Regions from separate parts of the Homo sapiens genome. Here region 2 is linked to region 1. Evidence: chromatin loops called from intact Hi-C (ENCODE). Cell type or tissue: mesothelial cell of epicardium. All regions are shown on one strand. Each heading gives the region's core, and the rest is flanking DNA. Links, peaks and the distances in the headings are about the cores only.

Evidence for each region. Peaks named below come from ENCODE experiments on the same cell type or tissue, not always from the same donor. Only the 100,000 strongest peaks of a DNase experiment are listed, where the experiment ranks them.
Region 2: a loop joins it to region 1, with 29 times the contacts of the local background. A loop is called at or near these places in 1 of 110 quality-filtered maps.

The regions. Positions count from the first base shown.
Region 1 is chr14:104,492,821-104,504,817 of GRCh38, reverse strand. No RefSeq gene overlaps it. Among named protein-coding and RNA genes, the nearest start is that of C14orf180, 81 kb to the left of the region's middle. In mesothelial cell of epicardium, for the core only: no CTCF peak of the experiment used is centred there; DNase peaks (open chromatin) are centred at 1,607, 3,787, 4,807, 6,187 and 2 weaker places.
Region 2 is chr14:104,020,193-104,031,767 of GRCh38, reverse strand. It overlaps TDRD9 (tudor domain containing 9), which reads right to left. Exons shown (of 36, transcript NM_153046.3): 24 at 9,438-9,611; 25 at 7,088-7,199; 26 at 5,992-6,204; 27 at 5,632-5,721; 28 at 4,829-5,089; 29 at 505-660. Among named protein-coding and RNA genes, the nearest start is that of ASPG, 60 kb to the left of the region's middle. In mesothelial cell of epicardium, for the core only: no CTCF peak of the experiment used is centred there; no DNase peak of the experiment used is centred there.

The sequences.
Region 1 (11,997 bases), core at 1,499-9,498:
ATTGCATGCAGGGTCCACCCCATCCAAGAGCCACTCCCTAGCTCCAGTCCTTGACTTAATCACACCGGCAGGGGCCATGTGAAGTCACACATTCACAGGCCCCAGCCACCAGGATGTGAATCTTTGAGATGTCAGCCTATCAGCTATTACACTAGGGTGGCGTGACCAACTCATCCAGTCTGCCTGGGGCCTTCCCGGCATTGGCATTCAAAGTCCCATGCCCTGGGAAACCCCTCAGTCCCAAGCAAAGGGATGGGGAGCCGCCCTCCTCTGTGGCAGCCTCACCTTAGCAGCTCATGTCTCCAGGGCACCTGCAGCACCAGGATGAAGCCTGACTCTCAACAGTCAGTCAGGCAACCCTGGGAGGTAATGCGTGCATGGAGAAGCCTGTGCTGTGCCAGCTGCCGGCCACCCCTCCCAGCTTTCTCAGCCCTTCCTGCTGAATGAGTCTCACTCTCTGTGTGGGGGCCCAGGGGGCCGGTGACACCTAGAGGGTGGCAGGACCCAGGCTGGCACGAGGTCTGAGGCACACCCACCTCCAGCTCAGGGCAGGCTGATAACTGCTCCTCCCTCTCCCCAGCAGGTCTAATACCTTGGCCTCAGCAGAGACCTGTGCCTGCAGTTGCTGACATTTAGCCCCTAAATGAATGAGAAGCTGTGTTATGTGTGTTATGCTGTGGCCTGAGGGCTCTGTGGTGTGGGCGGGGTGTGGTTTGCTGAGGAACCTTGCTTTGGAGGGCTGGCATTACTAGACTCCTCTGGTAGGCTGGGATGGCCTGAGAGGAAAGGGGGCTGTACTGGGTTCTGGGCCCAGCACTGTGGCTCGGTTGTTTTCAGGCGGGCTGGTGTGGACAGATCTCCTCTAGGTGCAGCCCGCTGGCCCATGGACCAACTTGGTAGGAAATTGATGCTTATGCAGCAGTGTGCATGTGTGTCGGCATGGGGGTTGTAAACACGGAGTTCAGAGCTGTTACCTGGGTGCCCAGGCTGCAGGAGGACATGGGTGGGCAGTAGCTGAGGGTGGTGCAGGGATAGACAAGTCTTGTATCAGCCTGCTTGCCACCAGCTGCTAAACGGCCATGCCCCACCACTCCCTGGGCTTCCCTTTCTCTGTCTGCAATGTGAAAGGCTAGCACCACGTGGTTTCTAAGCTCCGTCCAACCTAAAGTCTGTGATGCTGCCAACTCACCACAGTTATATTAAAGTGGTAAAGTGGGTTAGATAGAAATGAGTACTTTTATATTATTTAAGATCCATGGGCAGAGTCTCCTACTACAGCTTCCAGACTCACTCTTCTGAGTTAAGCAACTAGAAAACTGGGCAAAAAAGTATGAAACGACTGTTCTCAGACATTGGAGAGTGAGCGCTGTCTTAGTCCATTTTTGTTGCTATAAAGGAATACCTACTGCTCGGTAATTTATAAGAAAAAGAGCTTTATTGCCTCATGGTTCTGCAGGCTGGACAGAAGCATGGTGCCAGCATCTGCTCAACTTCTGGTGAGGACCTCAGGCTGTGCCACCTTCCCCACTCACAGGGGAAGGTGAAGGGAAGCTGGTGTGTGCAGAGACCACATGGCAAGAGAAGAAGCAAGATGGGGGAGGTGCCAGGCCCTTTTCAACAAGCCCCTCTCATGAGAACTAACAGCAAGAGCTCGCTCCTCCCTGAGGGAGGGCATGATCTATGCATGAGGGGTCCACCTCCACCACCCAGCCACCTTCCATTAGGCCCCACCTCCAACCCTGGGAATCCAATTTCAATATGAGGTTGGGGGGAAAACATTCAAACCACAGCAAGTGCAGAACTGAGACACCCATTCAGAGGGAAACAAATAAAGTGACCCCTCTGAGGCCTGGACTTTCTGTGTGGAGACAATGTCCAGGAGGGCTGCTATGCTGAGGACTGGATTATGGAGTAATGGGCTGTGATGGGGAAGGAAGGCCTTAGTCAAGGTGTGGTGGACCTGCTTCCTTGGTACTGATTTGGAGATTCCTTTAGGATGGCTGGACATTTTTTCAGTTCTCCGTCCTTCCTTAAGGCTGACAGCTCTTTGTCTTCTTATGAGAGGAGGGATCCACACAGAGCCTGGTGGTCTCATTGGATTGAGGAGATAGAGATCAGAATTTTGGGAGGCTGAGATGGCTAGAATTTGCTGGCAGAATACCAGAGAAGAGGGAAATAGGCAGAAAAAGAGTGCCAGAATTCTGCATAGGGGTTCCCATAGGTCTGTGCCTGAATGTCAATTGTCCCACGCAAGGCGTGAAACTTCAAGGGCAATGCTGAAGAAATAACAATTATCAGAGAGCTGCAAGGTGAATGGCTTAGAACCATCTAAGTTTCCACCAGCCAGAATGGAGAGAAGTTATTGAAGACATGGGCATTCACTAGAGACTCAGAAGAGTTTTGCTTTAGTAGTGGGGCTTAACTCACCCAAGAGGAAAGGTGACTCTAGACTCACCCTCAAAAGCATCAAACTTCTCTCCAGGTGACTTAACTGCCTGCCAGAATGGAGCCCAACACTCTTTAAAGGCATGTAAGTGAATTCAGAACTCAACAATGTACAGTATTCAACACAATGTCCAGCATCCAATCAAAAATCACTAGACAAACAAGTAGGAAAGTAGGGCCTATCGACAGGAAAAAATTAGTTATTAATAATAGAGATAGGCCCAGAACTGACAGAGGTGATGGAAAAGGCAAACCAGGATGTTAAAACACTTGTTATAAATATGTTCCATATACTCAAGGACTTAAAGGAAAACATGAACAGAGCGAGGAGAGAAATAGGGGACACAGAAATTCCAAGTGGAATTTCTAGAAGTGGCAAATTGTGCCAATCTCTGAAGTGAAAAGTTCACTGGATGGGACAGTACACTGCAGAAAAACCAGTGAATTCACTTTGGTATTTAAAAGCAGGGGTTGGTAAACTGTGGCCTATGGGCCAAATCCAGCTTGTTGCCCATTTTTATAAATAAAGTTTTACTGGAATGCAGCCACACTCACTTGTTTACGTACTGTCTGTATTAGTCCATTTTCATGCTACTAATAAAGACATACCTGAAACTGGGTAATTTATAAAGAAAAAGAGGTTTAATGGACTCACAGTTCCACATGGCTAGGGAGGCCTCACAATAATGGGGGAAGGTGAAGGAGAAGCAAAGTTCTGTCTTACATGGCAGAAGACAAGAGAGAAAGCATGTGCAGGGGAGCTCCCATTTGTAAAACCATCATATCTTGTGAGACTTACTCACTATCATGAGACCAGCACTGGATAGACCTGCCCTCATGGTTCAATGGCCTCCCACCAGGTCCCTTCCACAACATGTGAGAATTATGGGAGCTAACATTTGAGATGTGGGTGGGGACACAGCCAAACCGTATTGCTGTCTATGACGGCTTTCACGTAACAACATCAGAGTTTAGTAGTTGCAACAGATTGCATGGTGCACCAAGGCTGAAATATTTACTAGCCAGCCTATTGCAGAAAAAGTTTGCTGAGCCCTGGTTTAAAGTATTTACCTTGTGATCCCTTTATACTACAAATTGCAGAGCAAGCCCTTTATCAAAGATAATGTACACATTAATTTTTAGCCAGTTAGGTCAGAATTATTCCAGATCAGTAGAACATGAATTCCCAGGAATGGGCATCATAACCTCAGGTTACAGTTTGAGCATGGTGGAAATTGGAAAGAAAATGCTTGCACAAGGGCAGGTCATTCCTACCCTGCTCTCAACTCCCTCCTCCACAGCCCTGCCTCACCCACTCTGTGTTGCCCTGAGTACCAGGGTCTTTGTTCTGCTCACTTTTAGGAGGTCTCTCTCCTTCTCCCACTAGAACATGAGCTCCCCACTGGAGGGAGAACTGTCTGCCTCATCCTTTGCCCCATGGGCAGCAAAGGCTCAGCCTTGGGTCACAGACCAGATGCAGGAATGAGGCCCAGATATGGAAGGACCGGCTGTGAGTTCTGGGTCACGTCCCAGCACACTGGCTGGCTTTGGGAGGGATAACTTCGCCTTTCTATTCAACAGCAGTGAATTTCCCCCTCCTTTCTTCACCCTCTCTTTTTTTCAGTTTTTTTAGCTGACATCTATAATTTGGAAAGCCATAAAAATGAATATAGATGAAATATTAGAGGGCGGCAGCCTGAGAAAAGCATGGACAAAGAGGCTCTCACCGCCTTCAATAGGTCTTAAAACCGCTTTCATCTCCACGCTGCCTCAGCCCAGTGAAATTGATTCATTGACCAAATTGGCCATTTAAAATTCAAAAGCCTAAGCTCGCTCGGTGCAGCTCCCTCCTCTCCAGATTTATGGGGCCGCAGAGAGGCACCCGGGGTGTCTCTAGTTTCTTTTTTAAGGATGATCAACAGTGAGGCAACAGGCCCCTTCTTCCTGGAGAGTACACACTTGCCCACAGCCACAGTCTGAAGCGGGCGGCCGTGCCAGGCACTGGCTCTCGGGACCACAGAGGGCAGCTTTGCAGGTGCCGTCCTGGGAGCCCTGTCTGTGGGGATGACCTCCCCTCTGACCTCCTGTCCTGGTCAGTTGGAAGGACAAGGACTGGCAGTGCTTCCCAGGAAGGAAAGAGGTGGAAAGCGGCCTGGGATCCCAGTCGGTCACAGCAGCTGCCTGAGCCAGGGCTGCTATACCTGGCCCCTGGGAGTCTGAGAGTGCCCAACCTCTGCTTCTGAACTCACCTTGCTGTCCTGGGCAGAGCCACAGCACTGGGCAGGCCTGCAGGCTGGTCCCAGAGGTGACACAGGGCTAAGCAGGAACCTCCTGTGCAAAAGAATTTTATGGCAACCAGAGGATGCAAGGGTGGGGCCATCTGAGAAGGAAGTGGAGGTGAGCCTTTCCTCCCCAGGTGGCAGGCAATGGTGAGTGATCAGTCCCCAGGTGGAGTTACACTGCAGGGAACTCCTTCCCTGGTCACCTGGGCTCTGGCCACCTCTTCTAGGTAAACAAGCTGCCCCAGCAGAAGTCTGCAGTCTAGAACCATGAGACTTCTTCAGGCTGCAAGAGGACAACTGGGAGGGGACATGGGAAAAGGGGACTGGAAAGTGAACAGGTACTCCAGAGCTCCTGTTCTAGAACATTAGGGCATCTGCCAGCCCAGAATGAAGCTCCCAGGGGACCTCAGGTGGCAACAAAAATGGGGGTGAGAAAGGTCTGGAAATGTAGCACAGCCAGGGTTCAGTCTGAGACAAGGATTTATAGCTCAGCCTGAGATCAAGATTCAGGCTTAGTATGAGATCAGGATTCAGGGCTCAGTCTGAAATCAGTATTGGGCTCACTCTGAGATCAGGATTTGGGTTTTGATATGGTTTCGCTCTGTGTCCCCACCCAAATCTCATCTCGAATTGTAATCCCCATGTGTTGAGGGAGGGAGGTGATTGAATCATGGGGCGGTTCCCCCACGCTGTTCTTATGATAGTGAGTGAGTTCTCATGAGATCTGATGCTTTTATAAGTGTCTGGAAGTTCCTCCTTCGCTCTTCTCTCTCCTGCCACCTTGTGAAGAAGGCACTTGCTTCCCCTTCGCCCTCCTCCATCATCGTAGGTTTCCTGAGCGCTCCCCACAAGCCATGTGGAACTGTGAGTCAATTAAACCTCTTTCCTTTATAAATTACCCAGTCTCAGGGAAGTTCTTTATAGCAGTGTGAAAATGGACTAATACAGGCTTAGTCTAAAATCAGGATTCAGGCTTAGTCTGAGATAAAGATTCAGACTCAGTTTGAGATCAGTATTCAGGCTCAGTGTGAGACCAGGGTCAGAGCTCAATCTGAGGCAGAATTTTTAGGGCTTAGTCTGAAATCAGGATTCAGGCTCAGTCTGAGATCAGGATTTGGACTCAGTCTGAGTGATACCAGTGTTCAGTCTGGGAACAGGATTCAGGCTCTGTCTGACATCAGACATCCTGGGCAGGATGGAGGCAACCCATAGGTCATCACCTCCTGGCAGGGGGAACAGTAGCAGACACACACACACACACACACACACACACACACACACGAACAACCATGTGAGGACCCAGGGAAAAGACCACACCACATGCCCAGGAGGGAGGCCCAGGATAAAGCAGCCCTGCCACCACCTTGACCTCGGACCTTCAGCCGCCGAGAGTGTGAGAATCCCTTTTCCTCCCGTGAAGGGCACCATGTGTGCTGCTGTGCTGTGGCTACCCAAGCAGATACTACAGATTGGGATTTGGAGGTTAAAAAGCATGGATGGTGTTTCTTTGAACTGACATTTCTAGATAACTTTCCAAAAATGCTGCCGAATGTCCGCTTCCCAGCAGTAGTGATGCACGCTCTCTCTTCTTCGCATCCTCTCCTGCAATCGGTCCTGCTGCCCTTTCAATTTGCTGGTCAGGTGGGTTTTAAGTGACAGCTCCTTGTGGCTTTAACTTGCATGTCACCAATTATTGGTAGTTTTGAACATTTCTTATATGATGTTAGCCATTTGGATTTACTCTTTTGTGAATGTGTATTGTTTTGACCCTTTTCCTATTGGATTTTTTTCTCCTATCAATTTGTAAGCACTTTTCATATCTTACAGATAACAGCTTTCTCACTGTTGTTTTCATCATAAATCACTTTTTTTTTTGTTTTTCTTTTTTCTTTTTTTTTTTCTGAGATGGAGTTTCACTCTTGTTGCCCAGGCTGGAGTGCAGTGGTCTGATCTCAGCTCACTGCAACCTCCACCTCCCGGGTTCAAGCGATTCTCCTCCCTCAGCCTCCCAAGTAGCTGGGATTACAGGAACATGCCACCACGCTCAGCTAGTTTTGTATTTTTAGTAAGACAGGGTTTCACCATGCTGGCCAGGCTGGTTTTGAACTCCTGACCTCAGGTGATCCACCTGCCTTGGCCTCCCAAATTGCTGGGATTCCAGGCGTGAGCCACTGCATCTGGCCCACTTTTTGTTTTTCTAAACTTATACTTTGTCTGTTGATTTGGTTTTAGGTATCTATTCATAGATGAGTTTTAAATTGTTTTATAGTCCATCATATTTATACTTTCTTCTAAGAATTTCTGAGTTTTCAGTCTTGCTTAATGAGGAATCCTTACCCTAGCTGGCATGGTCTTCCAGATTTTCTTGCAGTATTTTTATTTTATTTTTACTTTCTTTTACATTTAAGTCTTTAATCCACTTAGAATTTAGTTTTGATTAAGATGAAGGAGTGGATCCACTTTTATTTTCTTCTAGATGGCAGCTGGGTGTGCTAGTCCATTAATTAAATGATGCTTCTGTTTACCCTGAAACAAATGAAGCTTGGTCTTATCTTCTTGCTTATCCTGAGGTCATTTTCTGGTTTTCTAACCCAACTCGTGGCGTGTTGTCAGTGTGTGTACAGTGGCAGGGTTGTCTCATCTTGCACGAGTATTTATCCTCCCATAAAAATGTCTACATAATTCTACCCAACAAGACCACACCAAAACCCCTAAAACTCTGTTGGGAATCTAATGAAATGGCATTTGACTAAAAGATAAATTTCAAGAGAATTGACATTTTTAAATTGAAAGTTCTTATCCAGAAAAATGTGTCTGCTTTGTGTCTTTAAATAAGATTTTATCATTTTTTTATCCCATAGGGATTGTATCAGTCAGGTTCTGACCTGGAAACCAGAAATCACTCTAGATCTTTTAAGCAGAGGGAATTTAATGCAGGGAGCTGGTTGTAGGGGTTACTTTGTATGGTGGTGAGGTCACTTCTACCCCAGGGCTGGGCCTGGAGGGTCAGTGTAGAGCATGCTCTAATCATATTGAGACTCTCAGCCCCATTTGGGACCATGGAGAAAGGAGCTTTCAGGTGGGAGCCCACAGCCACCGAGGAGACCCAGCTGCAGCTGGAGGTGCCACTGGAACAGAGAGAGGGAGAGAAGGGCCTCACGTGTCCTTTCATCCCACCCTTCAATCTTGGGTCAGCACCGCCCATTGGCCAAATCTACTGGAAGACAGAAGGGAAGGGAGCCTGGAGTATGGAGCAGGGCAGGACAGGAAATGGCTCCGAGCAGCAGTGGGCAGATGCTGGGCACACAGTTCCCGAGTCCTGTTCCATTGCTCCCTAAGTAGCTCACGGTTTTGTCACTGTTGTGGACAGACTGATTCTTCCCCTTTCCGTTTCTAGATGCCTATCATTTGAAAAGAGATAGTGCATTTGTTTCTGCATAATTATATGACATCATCTCATCCTATCACATTTTCTTTTTAATTCTAATTTTTAAATACAATATCTGGGTTGTGAAAACTAATAGCTATATCTTTTCCAACGCTTAAAGTATGTGTTTCATTTTCTTGGCCATTTGCATCTGCTTGAAGCCTCAGTGCAATATCAAATAAAAATGGTGGACCTCCCTTGCTAAGTTCTGGTTTTAATTGTATTAGTTTGGTGTTTCATGATTTGGATATTATCTGTGTCAGGTGGCCAAGTCATCCCTAAAGGGAGCGTGGCAGCGGCAGTGAGGTCAGCAGGTTTCACTCCCATAGACCTCGCTGCCAAGAAGACAGAGCAGCCAAGAGGATTCAAGACAGTTCATTACTCACACAGACAGCAAAGCCACAACCAGTGCAGTGTCAGGTCCTGGTGCCCCTAATCCACAGGTCGACTGAAACAGAAAGGTCTGGTGATCGTCGGCTTGAGTGTTGGGTCACTCTGCCATTGAGGAGTCCTCTCTAAACTATGGCCAAGCATTTGTACAGACTACACAGAAGCCAGCAGCTCCACATGACAGGGGAGTGGTGAGGAAGAGCTTTGTGCTCAACGGAAACCGGGGAGATGGATGAGCAACCCTTGGAGGCATTCTCACACGGATCAGGGGCTGCCCTTGCTGACTCCTCCCCAGCCTAATCTCCCCTTGCTTCAGGAGGAGTCATTCCCAGGACTCAGCTTAGACTGTGGCCAAGCCTCCTCTAGGAGGCCTGTAAGGAGATGTGCAACATGGTAGGGGCACCATGGGAGAGCCATTCCCCTACAAATAGCAGCTGGGATTTGAGATCTCTTTTTTAATAGTTTCTTTTTAGTATTACTTTTCTCCAGATTTTTTTGCAGGACCGATTGCTGAGTTTCCTCAAATGCTTTTTCGGTGTCTATTGATGGGATCATGTGGTTGATGGATATACTAAATTTTGTAGCTAGTTTCTTGGTATTGAACTACCCTTGCATTCCTGAAAACCAACACATAATACTTGGTCATAGCAGATTTTTAGAAATATATTTCTGGGTTCTATTTTCTAATATTTTATTCAGATTCTTTTTACATATATATTGTGAGTCAGTTTATAGTTATCTTTTTCTGTTCTCTTTTAATTATACAATTAAAGTTTCACTTATACAATTAAAATTTCCCATCTTTTCCCATGTCCCAGAATGTTCAAAATAACATTGAAATTATTTGTATTATTATATAGAGAAAGCCAGCTTTGACCTGTTTAAACCTGGTGACTTTTTTTAAAAAAAGAAACAGTTTCATCAAGATATAATTTGCATACCATATGAGTCACCTAAAGTGTACAAATTGATGTGCTTTAGTACATTCACCATTCACAGGGTTGTGCAACCACCATCATAATCTAACTTTAGAACATTTTTGTTTCTCATAAAAGAAACCCTTTATCCATTAACAGTCATTCATATTCCTCTCTGCTCACTTCCCAGCTCTAAGAAAATTCTAATCCATTTTCTGTCTCTATGGATTGGCCTGTTTTAGACACTTTATTACAAATGCAATCCTATAATATGTGGTTCTTTGTTACCGACTTCTTGCACTTAGCATGTTTTCAAGGTTCATCACTATCAACATTTTGTGGAATTTATCAGTATTTCATTTCCTTTTCATTGCCAAATAATATTTCATTGTACTGATAGAATGCATTTTATTTATTCATTTATTGGTTGATGAATATTTGAGTTATTTCAATTTTTGTCTATTACGAATAGTGCTGCTATGAAAATTTGCATATAAAAATTGTGGACATGTGTTTTCATTTATTTTGGGTATATACACTTAAGAGTGGAATTACCAGGTCATATGGTAAATCTATGTTTAACATTATAAGAAATTGCCAACCTGTTTCCAAAGCAGCTACAGCATGTTGCAACCCCATCAGCTTCCAGTTCCTTCATATCCTCGTCTGCAGCTGTCATTGTCTGTCTTCTTGATCCTAGACGTCCTCAGGATGTGGGGTAGAATCTGGTTGTGGTTTTGGTTTCTACCTCCCTGATGAATAAAGATATTGAACAGCTTTTCACGTGCTTATTGGCCTTTTGTATATTTACTTTGAAGGAATGTCTATTTAAGCCCTTTGCCCCCTTTTAAATGGTATTTTTGTCTTTTTGTTATTGAGCTATAAGAATTTTTTTTTTTTTTTTTTGAGATGGAGTCTCACTCTGTCTGTCACCCAGGCTGGAGTGCAGCCTGGCTCACTGCAAACTCCACCTCCTGGGTTCATGCCATTCTCCTGCCTCAGCATCCCGAGTAACTGGGACTGCAGGCACCCGCCACCACGCCCGGCTAATTTTTTGTATTTTTAGTAGAGACGGGGTTTCACCATGTTAGCCAGGATGGTCTCAATCTCCTGAACTCGTGATCCGCCCGCCTTGGCCTCCCAAAGTGCTGGGATTATAGGCATGAGCCACTGTGCCCGGCCAAGAATTTTTAAATATATAGTGGATATAAGGCCTCTAGCAGATATATGACTTGAAAATATTTTCTCCAATTCTATGGTGTTCTACTTTTGCTTTCTTGGTGGTATTATTTGTAGCATAAAAGTTTAAATTTTGATATGGCCCAGTTTATCTATTTTTGGTTGATGTTTCTGTTTGTGCTCTTGGTGTGCTATTTAAGAAACCATTGCCTAACCCAAGGTCATGAAGATTGACTTTTATGTTTTCTTCTAAGAGTTCTGTAGTTTTAACTCTTATCTCATAGACATTGAGGTTTACGATCTATTTTGAGTTTTAATTTTTGTGTATGGTATGAATTAGGGGTTATTCATTCTTTTGCATGTGGAAATATAGCTGTCCCAATGCCATTTATTGAAAAGACTCTTCTTTCCCCCACTTAACTGTCTCAGCACCTTGTTGAAAACCAATTGGCTATGAATGAAAAGGTTAATTTCTGGACTCCCAATTCTATTCTATTGATCTGTGTGTCTGTCTTCATGACAGTATCACATTGTCTCGATTACTGTCACTTTGTAGTAAGTTTTGAAATCAGGAAGTGTGAGTCTTTCAACTTTATTCTTTGTTTTCAATTTGTTTTCTTTGCTATTCTGAGTCCCTTGTGTTTCCAAATGAATTTTAGAGTCAGTTTGTCAATTTCTATAAAACAGTCAGTTGGGATTTTGATAGGGATTGAGATGACTCTGTAGGTTGATTTGGGCAGTACTGTCATTTTAACAATAATAAATCTTCTGACCCATGAACATGATATGTCTCCATTAATGTTGATTGTTTTCAGTTTATTTCAACAATGTTTATAGTTTTCAGTGTACAAGGTTTACACTTATTTTGTTTAAATTATACTTAAAGATTTTATGTTTTGAATGCAATTAGTAACGGATTTTTCTCCTAATTTTATTTTCAGAGTATTCTTTCGTAGTATATAGAAATACACTGATTTTTGTCTTAATATGTTAATCCTGTATCCTTCAAATTTGTTTAAGCCACTTATTAGCTCTAATGATTTTTATTTTGTGGATTCTTTGGGGTTTTTTAAACATACAAAATAATATTATTTGCAAACAGAGATAGTTTTACATCTTTTCTAATCTGAATGCTTTTATTTCATTTTCTTGCCTAATTGTCCTGGCTAGAAACTTCAGTACAATGTCAAATAGAAATGGCAACAGCAGACATCCTTGTCTTATTCCTGACTGTAGAGGGCAAGGCTTTCATTCTTCCACCATTAAGTATGAAGTTTGCTGTAAGTTTTTTTTTTTTTGAGACAAAGTCTCACTCTGTTGCCCAGGCTGGAGTGCAGTGGCATGATCTTGGCTCACT
Region 2 (11,575 bases), core at 173-8,172, 470 kb after region 1:
AGGAATCATTGACAATTTAGTGAAAATACTATTATTTCAATTGCAGCAGACCAACCCAGTTGCACAGGTAGACCTGAGACCACACAACCAGAGGCTGGGGAAACACAAGTGGAGTCCCTGAACAAGGAGACACCCTGGCCAGCCCTCCTCTCCAAGCAGGCGGGCAGCACCGGCTCTAACAGCCAGCCAGGGAGTCCAAGGCTGGCACCAGTTCTCTGAACCCACACGCTGTGCTTCCTTTAGTCCGACAAAAAAAGCACACGTCAGGAGGGTTTAAAAAAAAAAAAAAAAAAAAAAAACTAGTCAAAGCTTCTCTCTAAACCCCACTAAACACTAAACCCCAGGGTTTTTTCTTATTATTATAAGAGGATCAATTGTGAGAAAAGTAACAGCATTAAAAGCCAGAAAAGAAAAAACCACCATGACTACTGACTACAACTCCTAGCACATAAATGTAAAATGATACTAAGCTTTTAAATTACATTTTAAAACTCCTACAATCACCTTACAGTTTGGAGTACCCAGTTTATTGGTAGAAAAGCTCTCTAACAAAATCCGGATGAGATATTTCTCGTCGTCTTTCATGGGAAAGGGCACAGAGCCATCTGTCATGTTTTCTACTGACTTGGAAAAGAGGCCCTTGAGAACTTCATGGCTTTGCTGAACAAACAAGAAAAGTTTGTTTTGTTAAAAGAAAATATTACAAGGACTTTCTTCCAAACTAATCAAAATATTTCATAGGCACAGTGTTACTCTGATTTCTATGTCATTAATTTTTATTTTATTATTATTACACTTTAAGTTTTAGGGTACATGTGCACAATGTGCAGGTTAGTTACATATGTATACATGTGCCATGCTGGTGTGCTGCACCCATTAACTCGTCATTTAGCATTAGGTATATCTCCTGATGCTATCCCTCCCCTCTCCCCTCACCCCACAACAGTCCCCAGTGTGTGATGTTCCCCTTCCTGTGTCCATGCGTTCTCATTGTTCAATTCCCACCTATGAGTGAGAACATGCGGTGTTTGGTTTTTTGTCCTTGCGATAGTTTACTGAGAATGATGATTTTGGAAGTCATTGATTAAAGTATAGGGAAATAATTTTATCAAGTTCATTTTAAGATTCAAACAAAAGAAATATGACAGGATTTACAATCTTATTTCTTCAAACAAAAGAAATCCGACAGCCTTTGCAACATTTTACCCATTAGAGAATTTAAGAGAAATAAACATTTTTTACAGTTTTTTGGGGTTTTTGTTTGTTCGTTTGCTTTGAGACGGAGTCTCACTCTTGTCGCCCAGGCTGGAGTGCAATGGCGCAATCTCAGCTCACTACAACCTCCACCTCCCAGGTTCAAGCAATTCTCCTGCCTCAGCCTCCTGAGTAGTATGATTACAGGTGCCCACCACCATGCCCAGCTAATTTTGTATTTTTAGTAGAGATGGGATTTCACCGTGTTGGTCAGGCTGGTCTCGAACTCCTGACCTCAGGTGATCTGCCCACCTGGGCCTCCCAAAATGCTGGGATTACAGATGTGAGCCACTGCACCTGGTCTACAGTTTTTTTAATTTTCTTTTTTCTTCTCTTACTATCGTTTGCAAGAAAGAAACATTTTTACAGGACTTTTTTGTATGTAAAATTTTGGTTTTACACTGGAAATATTAACATAATTCCCTGAAGTGTTTTTATATAAATTAAATACAGAATTTAGCCAGCACTCTGGCTAACATTTTGCTAGACTGTCCCTTCCTGATACCCAGTATTCTTCATCCCCAGCAGAAATAACAGAAGTAAAAGACCTTCAACATGAGCTTCAAAAGTGGCCTCTCTGATCATCTCAACAGATGCAGAAAAAGCACTTGATAAAATTCAGCATTACTTTAAGATAAAAAAATTCTCAGCAAATTGGGTATAGAAGGAACATATCTCAACGCAAGAAAGGCCATACATGACAAACCCACAGCAAACACCATACTGAAGAGGGGAAAACTGCCATCTTTTCCTCTAAGAACAAGAACAACACAAGGATGCCCAATTTTACCATTTATATTCAACACAGTACTGGAAGTCCTAGCCAGAGAAATTAGGCAAGAGGAAGAAAGAAAGGGCATCCAAATTAGAAAAGAGAAAGTCAAAATGTCCCTCTTTGCAGATAACATGATCTTATATATAGAAAAACCTAAAGACTCCACCAAAAAGCTTTTAGAGCTGATAAATGAATTCAGAAAAGTTGCAGGATACAGAAATCAGTATACAAAAATCAGTAGCATTTCTATACACCAATAACTAGCTAAAAAAGATATCAAGAAAGCAATCCCATTTACAATACCTACAAAAATAAAATACCGAGGAATATATTTAACCAAGGAGGTGAATGATCTCTATAATGAAAACTACAAAATATCAATTAAAGCAATTGAAGAGGACACAAATGATTAAGACATCTCATGTTTATGAATTGGAAGAATTTATATTGTTAAAATGACCATACTATCCAAAGCGAGCTACAGATTCAATGCAACTCCAATCAAAATACCAATGACATTCTTCACAGAAATAGAAAAAACAATCCTAAAGTTCATATGGAACCAAAAAATACCCCAAAAGCCAAAGCAATCCTAAGCAAAAAGAACAAAGCAAGAGACATCGCAGTACCTGACTTAGAAATACACTACAAAGCTACGGTAACCAAACCAGCATTATACTGGCATAAAAACAGACACACAGATGACCAATGGAACAGAATAGAGAACCCAGAAATAAAGCCACGCATTTACAGGCAACTGATTTTCAACAAAGGCTCCAAGAACATTCATTGGGGAAAGGAGAGTCTCTTCAATAGATGGTGCTGGGAAAACTGGACATCTAAATGCAGAAGAATAACACTAAACCCCTATCTCTTGACATATACAAAAATCAACTCAAAATGGGTTAAAGACTTAAATGTAAGACCTAAAACTATAAAAAACTACTAGAAGAAAACAAGGAGAAATACTTTAGTACACTGATCTAGGCAAGGATTTTATGGCCAAGACTTCAAAAAGCAGAGGCAACAAAAATAGACAAATGGAACTATATTACACTAAAAACCTTCTGCATAGTACAGGAAACAATCAACAAAATGAAGAGACAACCTGTAGAATGGGAGAAAATATTTGCAAACTACTCATCTGACAAAGGAATAACATCCAGAATACACAAGGAACTCAAACAGCAAAAAAGCAAATAATCCAATTAAAAAGTGGGCAAAGCATCTGAACAGACATTTCTCAAAAGAAGACATACAAATAACCAACAAATATATGAAAAATGATCAACATCACTAATTATCAGGGAAATTCAAATCAAAACCATCGTGAGAGATAGCATCTCACCCCAGTTAGAATGGCTATTATCAAAAAGACAAAAAATAAATGCTGGTAAGGATGCTGAGAAAAGGGAACTCTTATACACTGTTGGTGGGAAGGTAAATTAATACAGTCTTTATTGAAAACAGTGTGAAGGTTACTCAAAAAACTAAAAACAGTACGAACATACAATCTGGCAATCCCACTACTGGATATTTATCCAAAGGAAAGGAAATCAGTACATCAGAGATACCTGTACCCCGTGATTACTGCAGCAGTGGTCACAATAGTCAAGATACAGAACCAACCTAGGTGTCCGTCAACAGATGAATGGATACTGAAAATGCAGTATATACAGAATAAAATACCATTCAGCTACAAAAAGAAAAAATCCTGTCATTCTTGGCAACGTGGATGAGCCTGGAGGATGGTATGTTAAGTAAAATAAGTCAGGCACAGAAATATAAATATGACATGTTCTCATTTATGAGTAAGAGCTAAAAAAAAATTGAAATAATGGAAGTAGAGAGGAGGATTGTGGGTATTAGACGCTGGGTAAGACAGGAAGGGGAGAATAGAGAGAAGTTGGTTAACAAACAAAATTACAGCTAGATTGGAGGAATAGGTTCTTGCGTTCTGCAGCACTGTGGGGTAAATATGGTTAACTATAAGGTATATTTTCAAAAAGCTAGAAGAAAGTTCTTGAATGTTTACAACACAAAGAAATAATAAATGTCTGAGGTGACAGATTTGCTAATTACCCTCACTTGATCATTATACATTATATACACATATCAAAATATGACTCTATATCCCATAAATATGTACAATGATTATGTGGCAACTAAAAAAGGAAAAAGAAGTGGCCTCTCAAACCTTTAAATCGTGAAAAATAACTCTAACACTGATTTTCAAAGAAACAGTTGAAAGAAGTTTTGAAATGCTTGAAATATTTGAAATATTTTATTAACTACTTCCATTAGGGAGATAAATCTTGGAATCCATTTTTAAAACTCCCCACATATATAGAACATTTTCAAATCTATCCTAAGAAGATAAAAAGCTGAATAGGAGGCTGGGTGCAGTGGCTCACACCTGGAAGTACTCTGGGAGGCTGAGGCAGGAGGATCCCTTAAGCCCAGGAGTTTGAGACCAACCTGGGCAACACAGGGAGACCCTATCTCTACTAAAAAATATGTTAAATAAATAAATAAATAATTTTTAAAAATAAGCTAAATAGGAGACAAACAAATACAATACTCACCAACAAAAACAATACCCAGCCACCATACTTTAGTCTCAGAGAAAGCTAGAAGACATTTAAATTGGTGCCACCAGTCTTAACACAAGTACAGCAAACCAAATGGTGAAGAGGAACACTGTCCGCCTCCTCCTATCTCAGGGTCCACAGAGGAAGGAAAGCCTGCCCCGTTCTCTCTCACACAAACGCGTGCTCCAGCAACGGCGAAAGCACACACCTTGGACTCGTAGGACTCCTCCGTGAGCTCGGCATAGCCCTGCTGGATGAGGACGTCTCTTATGTTGATGGCATCCTGGACCCCTGAGTACTGGTACACATCCACGTGCAGGACGCTGTGCACCACAGAGAAGACCTTCACAAGGAGGGTGCAGCCGCTCACCAGAGAGGCGAACCACTGGCTGGCCCCGTCACTCCAGTGCTTGCCACAAACAAGAGACTTTGCTGATGGTCTCATTTTGCAAATCTTAAATTCCAAAGCCTACAAGGACAGAAGGGCACAGCTCAAACAGCTTTATAAATAAGCAAAACACTCATCCCAAATACCACTGAAAACAGACCTTGTTCATGTACCTTCAATAATATTCTCATAAAAGTCCCAATAAAACTAATGTTGGGGTAGTGAGAATTTCCTAAAGAAACTTGGTTTGCTTTTTAACAACAATAAGAAATATTTAGAATAATTTTTAGATTGTCTTCATACTGATGGTAAGGGCATGTGTGACTATGTCTGTGGCCTACCTAAAAAGTCTGTCTGGTTTCAACATAACCAGAAAACTCAGAAACAGTATTAGAAGATACTACTGGATTAAAACAACTTTTTTTGCTAAATCTGAATCCTTTCATGTATTTTTGGAAGAGCAGAAACCAAATTTGGCTATTGTGACAAAGCAAGTCCCTCCCTGTCCTGGGCCTTGGCTCCCCTAGCTGTAAGCCGAGGCAGGGCACCATATGACCCAGGAATCCACCCAGGAATCCTGTCCAGCATGCAGCATTCATTCCCTAGAGTCTTCTCTACCTTACCTGGAAAGGAAGTTCAAGAAATTGACAGGGAATCTCCATCAAAAGATGTAGATCTACATGAGACTTATTGCCATAATCTACAAAGAATACCTAGAAAATAAAGCAAGTATACACTTTACGACGGGGTCAAAAACAATGCCCTACCTGAGCAATAGCAATGCAGCAGTCTGCTCTAATCCTATAATTATAGAATTCTTGGAGTGACCTGAGCTTAAATCCACATATCAATGAGGGAAACAGACTACTTTGCTAACTGCAATTATTTTAATTTCCACCTACAATTATAAAAGATATTTGATAAACTGCTGTACGTCTGTCTGTCTCATTTCCCTTCCAGTGACTTGTTACAGAAAAACCTACCTCAGCAGAATTTCCAGAAACATAAAGGACTTGAGCTCTAAAGTAGCGTTGTTTATCAAAATCAGCAAAAGGTGCCAGACAGACCAAGTCTGGATGTGGGTGAGTGGGCAAGGGCACCAGCGTCAGTTGGTTGATTTCAGCAGTAAGCTTTTTCAGAATCTCTGAGTTGTTTTCATCAATCCTGTATCCCCAAAAGTGTCCCACTTCAACCACCTAAAAAGGAAGAGGAGGAGAAGAGATGAAATCTAGAAAGGACTTTTGTAAGGAGGAAAATGAGCTTGAATCATAGGGCTGACACCCTGTGCTGTACGACACCTCACCAGCGTTAATCCTCGGAACATAAGTATTTACAGGTTTTTAACAGGTGTTTATGAGACAAAAAGAGGGGGTCCCCTGGTGAACTAAGGTAAGGAAATGTGTGGAATATATCCTTTTCTTGGCGGTACAAGACTCATTCTTACATAAATAAAGGTTCTGAGGTCATATAAGCATTTCGGCGGGGCACAGTGGCTCACGCCTGTAATGCCAGCACTTTGGGAGGCAGAGGTGGGCAGATCACTAGAGATTAGGAGTTCGAGACCAGCCTGGCCAATGTGGTAAAACCCCGTCTCTACCAAAAGCACAAAAATTACCCGGGCATGGTGGCACACACCTGTAATCCCAGCTACTCAGGAGGCTGAGGCAGGGGAATCGCTTGAACCCAGAAGGCAGAGGTTGCAGTGAACAGAGATCGTGCCACTGCACTCCAGCCTGGGCAACACAGCAAGACTTTGTTTCAAAAATATACACACTTTTTTTTCCTCTAACATGTATCTTGTTAAATCTGATTTATTTCAGCATTTTAAATGTACTTGATATTTTAAAAATTAACTTTGATTCTAGAATAAGTATGTTTCAATTTCCATTTTAGTCATATTTCAATTTAACAAGTAGAGTGATAATTCAAACTCACCCACATTAACAAGATTACCAAGGTGCACAAGTTCTGTGTGTGTGTGTGTGTGTGTGTGTGTGTGTGTGTGTGTGTAAACTTCCTGTATACAACATGATGATTTTAGATTAAGAAGAAGGAAAAGCTCAATTACTTCATCCTTACCTCTGTGACATCAATAGTTAGAAGGAGATCTGTAACTGTCTGGGACCTGTCTGATGTGTTAAAGGAGACTTGCATAGGATCTACCGTCTGCTTCTGGAAGTCCACATTCACCCTACATAATACGAATTTTTATTAAAATAAAAATCAAGTTTTACAAAGAAAACACATTTACATATGTGAAATTATCACTTGAACTATTCTAATATTTCTACAAGAAAAGAACATTTCAATAAAATACCTAAGCCAGAGATGACAAATTTGATTTCATCTCAAACATGAATTTCTGCTGGCTTTTTGAAGAGCTCTGGAAGGGGTACACATCCCAAAAATTATATACTACCCTCCAAGTAGTATATAATTGTGAAGGCCAAGACTCTCAGAGAATATCTACTTTCAAGGTATTATCAAGATAAATAAATTATCAATTTAGACTTTCAAGGTCTGAGATTTAGAATTATCTGCAGTGTTTCCTAACTTGTGTTTTCAAATGTGCACCTTGACCTTTAGAAAACTATAAGAATCCACGCTTGGCTCAATGCTATGTTAGAAAACACACACATGACTTTCCAATAAACCCCAAAAATATCATTTTCCCTTAAAGGCAATAAGATAGTAAATGCTAAACTTCTGGAATACAAAAGACAAATTTGACAGAAAATAAAAATTTCCTAATACTTTATTCTAAAATGAAGAGAAAGAATTATAAGAAAGATCTTGATCCAACTCTTTTCCCAATCTCCAGACCTATTTTTAATGAGTGACTCAGGCAATGAGTGACTCCCCAGCATTCGATTACAAAAGTAAGTGGAGTCTGACCTCACTAGAGCAGGACAGGCCTTCTCTACATGAAGGACTGAACCCACTACACTCCCAAACTCTCAGAAACCAAAAGTCACACACTGGGTGAAACCAGATGGAACAGATTTGCCTTCCTCCACCAACTCCTCAGATTCCTGTTAAGTTCCTCCCAGAACTGAAAACTCTACAATTAAGAAATAATAAATGAGACTTCCCACATAGGTGACTATGGGGATATGGCCAAAAGGCAAGCAGTCTGTCACAAATACCATGGGTGACTCAGTTTGGTCCAAGAGAAGAAGATCCACCAGGGTTATGACAGCTGCATGCAGCAAGTGCTCCTGCCCTGGGCTGACCAGCCCTACAGACAGCCCTGGCCCTGTACCACTCTCTGGGCGGGAGGGAAAGATGCCATTTGGCAAGGAAGGGCAGCTTACACTGGTAAGCAACTAGGTGCTCCCAGCTGCATCTCCATTATGTCCCACTGACTGCTGTGTTGAAGACAAAAAATATTCCACATTACTTAAAAAGAGAATTTGCAAAACAAAATGCATAATCCTATCTAGGAAGACAGGAAATTAACATTAGATTTAATCCCTACTATTTAACTAAAAATTACATCAATGATATCACTCAATCCTCTCAACAGCCTTACACCATAGGTATCCTTTTTTTTTTTTTTTTTTTTTTTTTTTTTTGAGACGGAGTCTCGCTCTGTCGCCCAGGGTGGAGTGCAGTGGCGTGATCTCAGCTCATCACTGCAACCTCTGCCTCCTGGGTTTAATTGATTGTCCTGCATCAGCCTTCCACATAGCTGGGATTATAGGTGCCCGCCACCACACCCGGCTAATTTTTTTGTATTTTTGGTAGAGACGGGGTTTCACCATGTCGGCCAGGCTCGTTTTGAACTCCTGACCTCAAGTGATCCTCCCGCCTCGGTCTCCCAAAATGCAAGGATTACAGGCATGAGCCACCTCACCCGGCTGGTATCATTTCTATTAAACAGAAAAAAAACTGAGGTTCAGAGAGGTTAGGTAATGTGCCCAAGTGCACACAGTGAGGAGATGATGCAACCAGGATTCAACAGCAGCTCCACTCAACCACAAAGCCAGTGCTTTTTTATTTATTTATTTATTTATTTATTTATTTATTTTTTAAGACAGCGTCTTGTTCTGTCGCCCAGGCTGGAGTGCAGTGGTGCAATCTCGGCTGACTGTAACCTCCGCCTCCTGGGTTCAAGCAATTCTCCTGCCTCAGCCTCCCGAGTAGGTGGGATTAAAGGTGTGTGCGACCATGCCCGGCTAATTTTTGTATTGTCAGTACAGACAGGGTTTCATCATGTTGGCGAGGCTGGTCTCAAACTCCTGGGCTCAAGTGATCTGCCTGCCTCGGCCTCGCAAAGTGCTGGATGAGTGGCGTGAGCCCCCACACCCAGCCAAGCCAGTGCTTTTACCATGATCTGAAGCAATGCCAGATCAACGGTCATGTAAAAATAGCACCTGAGAATGTGAAAGCAGGCACGGCCTGTCTGCCACCTCCCTCCCGAAAATACCTTGTGTTCCTGAGCTTTGAGACGTTCATGCCTTGCACCTTCCCTTCAATTTCCTCTGCAGAATGAACGCTGAGTTCAAGTGAAACTTTTAGTTGAGACATCTTAATTGCCATATATACTGCAGGAAGGGTTTTAAATCTCTCTGTTGGATTTCGTGAGAATTCCACAAAGGCTCTGTTCCACAAATGTAAATTTAAAAATAAATTTATCAGGCATCTGTTTAAAAACTGCATATTCATTTCTCTCAAGACAGAAATTCTGTCACATCTCTCCTCAAAATGCCAGTAACTCTTCAATTTATAATTAATCAATAACATGTATTAATTTCTCCAATGGAAAATTATTAATTGAAGAGAAATAAAAGTTATAATGACATGTCATTAAACCAAAACCAAGTATCATCCTTGTATAATATAATGCAGAATAAACACTAAAGTCACATGGAATTTGGGGCAAAGAAATCTTACTTCATAATTACTTTCATAATTGCAAAAGAATTTTCATGATTATAACAGAATGTCTTTCTTTACTATCATAAAATAAAACAGATACAGAAAACCACACAAATGTATATAGCTCAGTGATCTTTGTAATTCCCCTTCAAAAAAAGCATTAAATTTATTTTTATTTATTTATTTATTTTTTTGAGATGGAGTCTCGCTCTGTCGCCAGTGCAGGGATGTCATCTTGGCTCACTGCAACCTCCGCCTCCCAGATTCAAGAGATTCTCCTGCTTCAGCCTCCCGAGTAGCTGGGACTGCAGGCGTGTGCCACCACGTCCAGCTAATTTTTGTATTTTTAGTAGAGACAGGGTTTCACCATGTTGGCCCGGATGGTCTCAATCTCCTTACCTCATGATCTGCCCATCTCAGCCTCCCAAAGTGCTGAGATTACAGGACTGAGCCACAGCGCCTGGGCCAAAACCATTGATTGCCAAGTGATATAAATTGATTGCCAAGTGATATAAATTGATTGCCAAGTGATATGGTTTAGATCTGTGTCCCTGCCCAAATCTCATGTCGAATTGTAATCTCCAATATTGGAGGAGGGGCCTGGTGGGAGGTGACCGGATTGTGAGCGCGATTTCCCCCTTGCTGTTCTTGTGAGTTCTCACGAGATCTGGTTGTTTACAAGCACCTCCCCTTTGCTCTCTTCCTTTCGCTCCAGCCATGTAAGAAATGCCAGCTTCCCTTTGCCTTTCACCATGATTGTAAGTTTCCTGAGGCCTCCCCAGAAGCAGCAGCCTATACAGCCTGCAGAACCATGAGCCAATTAAACCTCTTTTCTTTATAAATTACCCAGTTTCAGGTATTTCTTTATAGCACCGAGAGAACAGAATAAAACACCAAGTAATATTGATAAATGCCCTCTCTTGCCCCAGCCCATATTTCGGTGTCCCATTCCAGCCCCACTCTGGGGCATGAGGAGCAGGCATGGAGCAAAAGGTGCCTGCTGGATGTGCCAGGCAGAAGGAAGACAGCATCAAGTTTACCTTGCTATGCATGCAAGTTCTAATGCCCCTGGGTCCCCACATCATCACAGAGCCACAAAAACAGACCTGGGCCCCTTCCTCTACTATAAAAATCGTCCTGTAATGAGCTCTCTCCTGGAAATGTACACCTTGAGCAGTTTGGAAAGACGCCCAGCAGGGGAGGTGTGTGGAGCAGGTACATGAATCAACCCTGACCCGCTCCGCCTCCTCCGCTCTCCTTCACGCCCCATCCTCTTCACTCATAAATGCACGCATTTTCCTTCCACCCACTGCCTGATTCATGCCCTTCTGCTTTATCTCCCTTCTTTAGAGTCTCTCCTAAGACTCCGTAGAAGTAATTTTAAACTCCAGACCTCAGCGTCTTCTCCTCGAAGCTGCATCCTCCCCAGCATCCAGGCTGGAAAGCCGGATGCTCTTGGGCTCCTCTCACTTCTTTGCCCCCCACATGCAATCACCAGGCAAATCCAAGACATCCTCCTTCCCGTCTGTTGGCTCCTTTTCATGTCCAACAGCACCATACTGGCTGCACATCTCAGTACCTCTGCTTTGGACTACTGCAAAGACTCCAGGCCGGCTTCTACTCCTCTTACCTTGACCTTCCGCTTATCCCTGAGTAAGTTCCATAAAACACAGTTCCGGACAGACC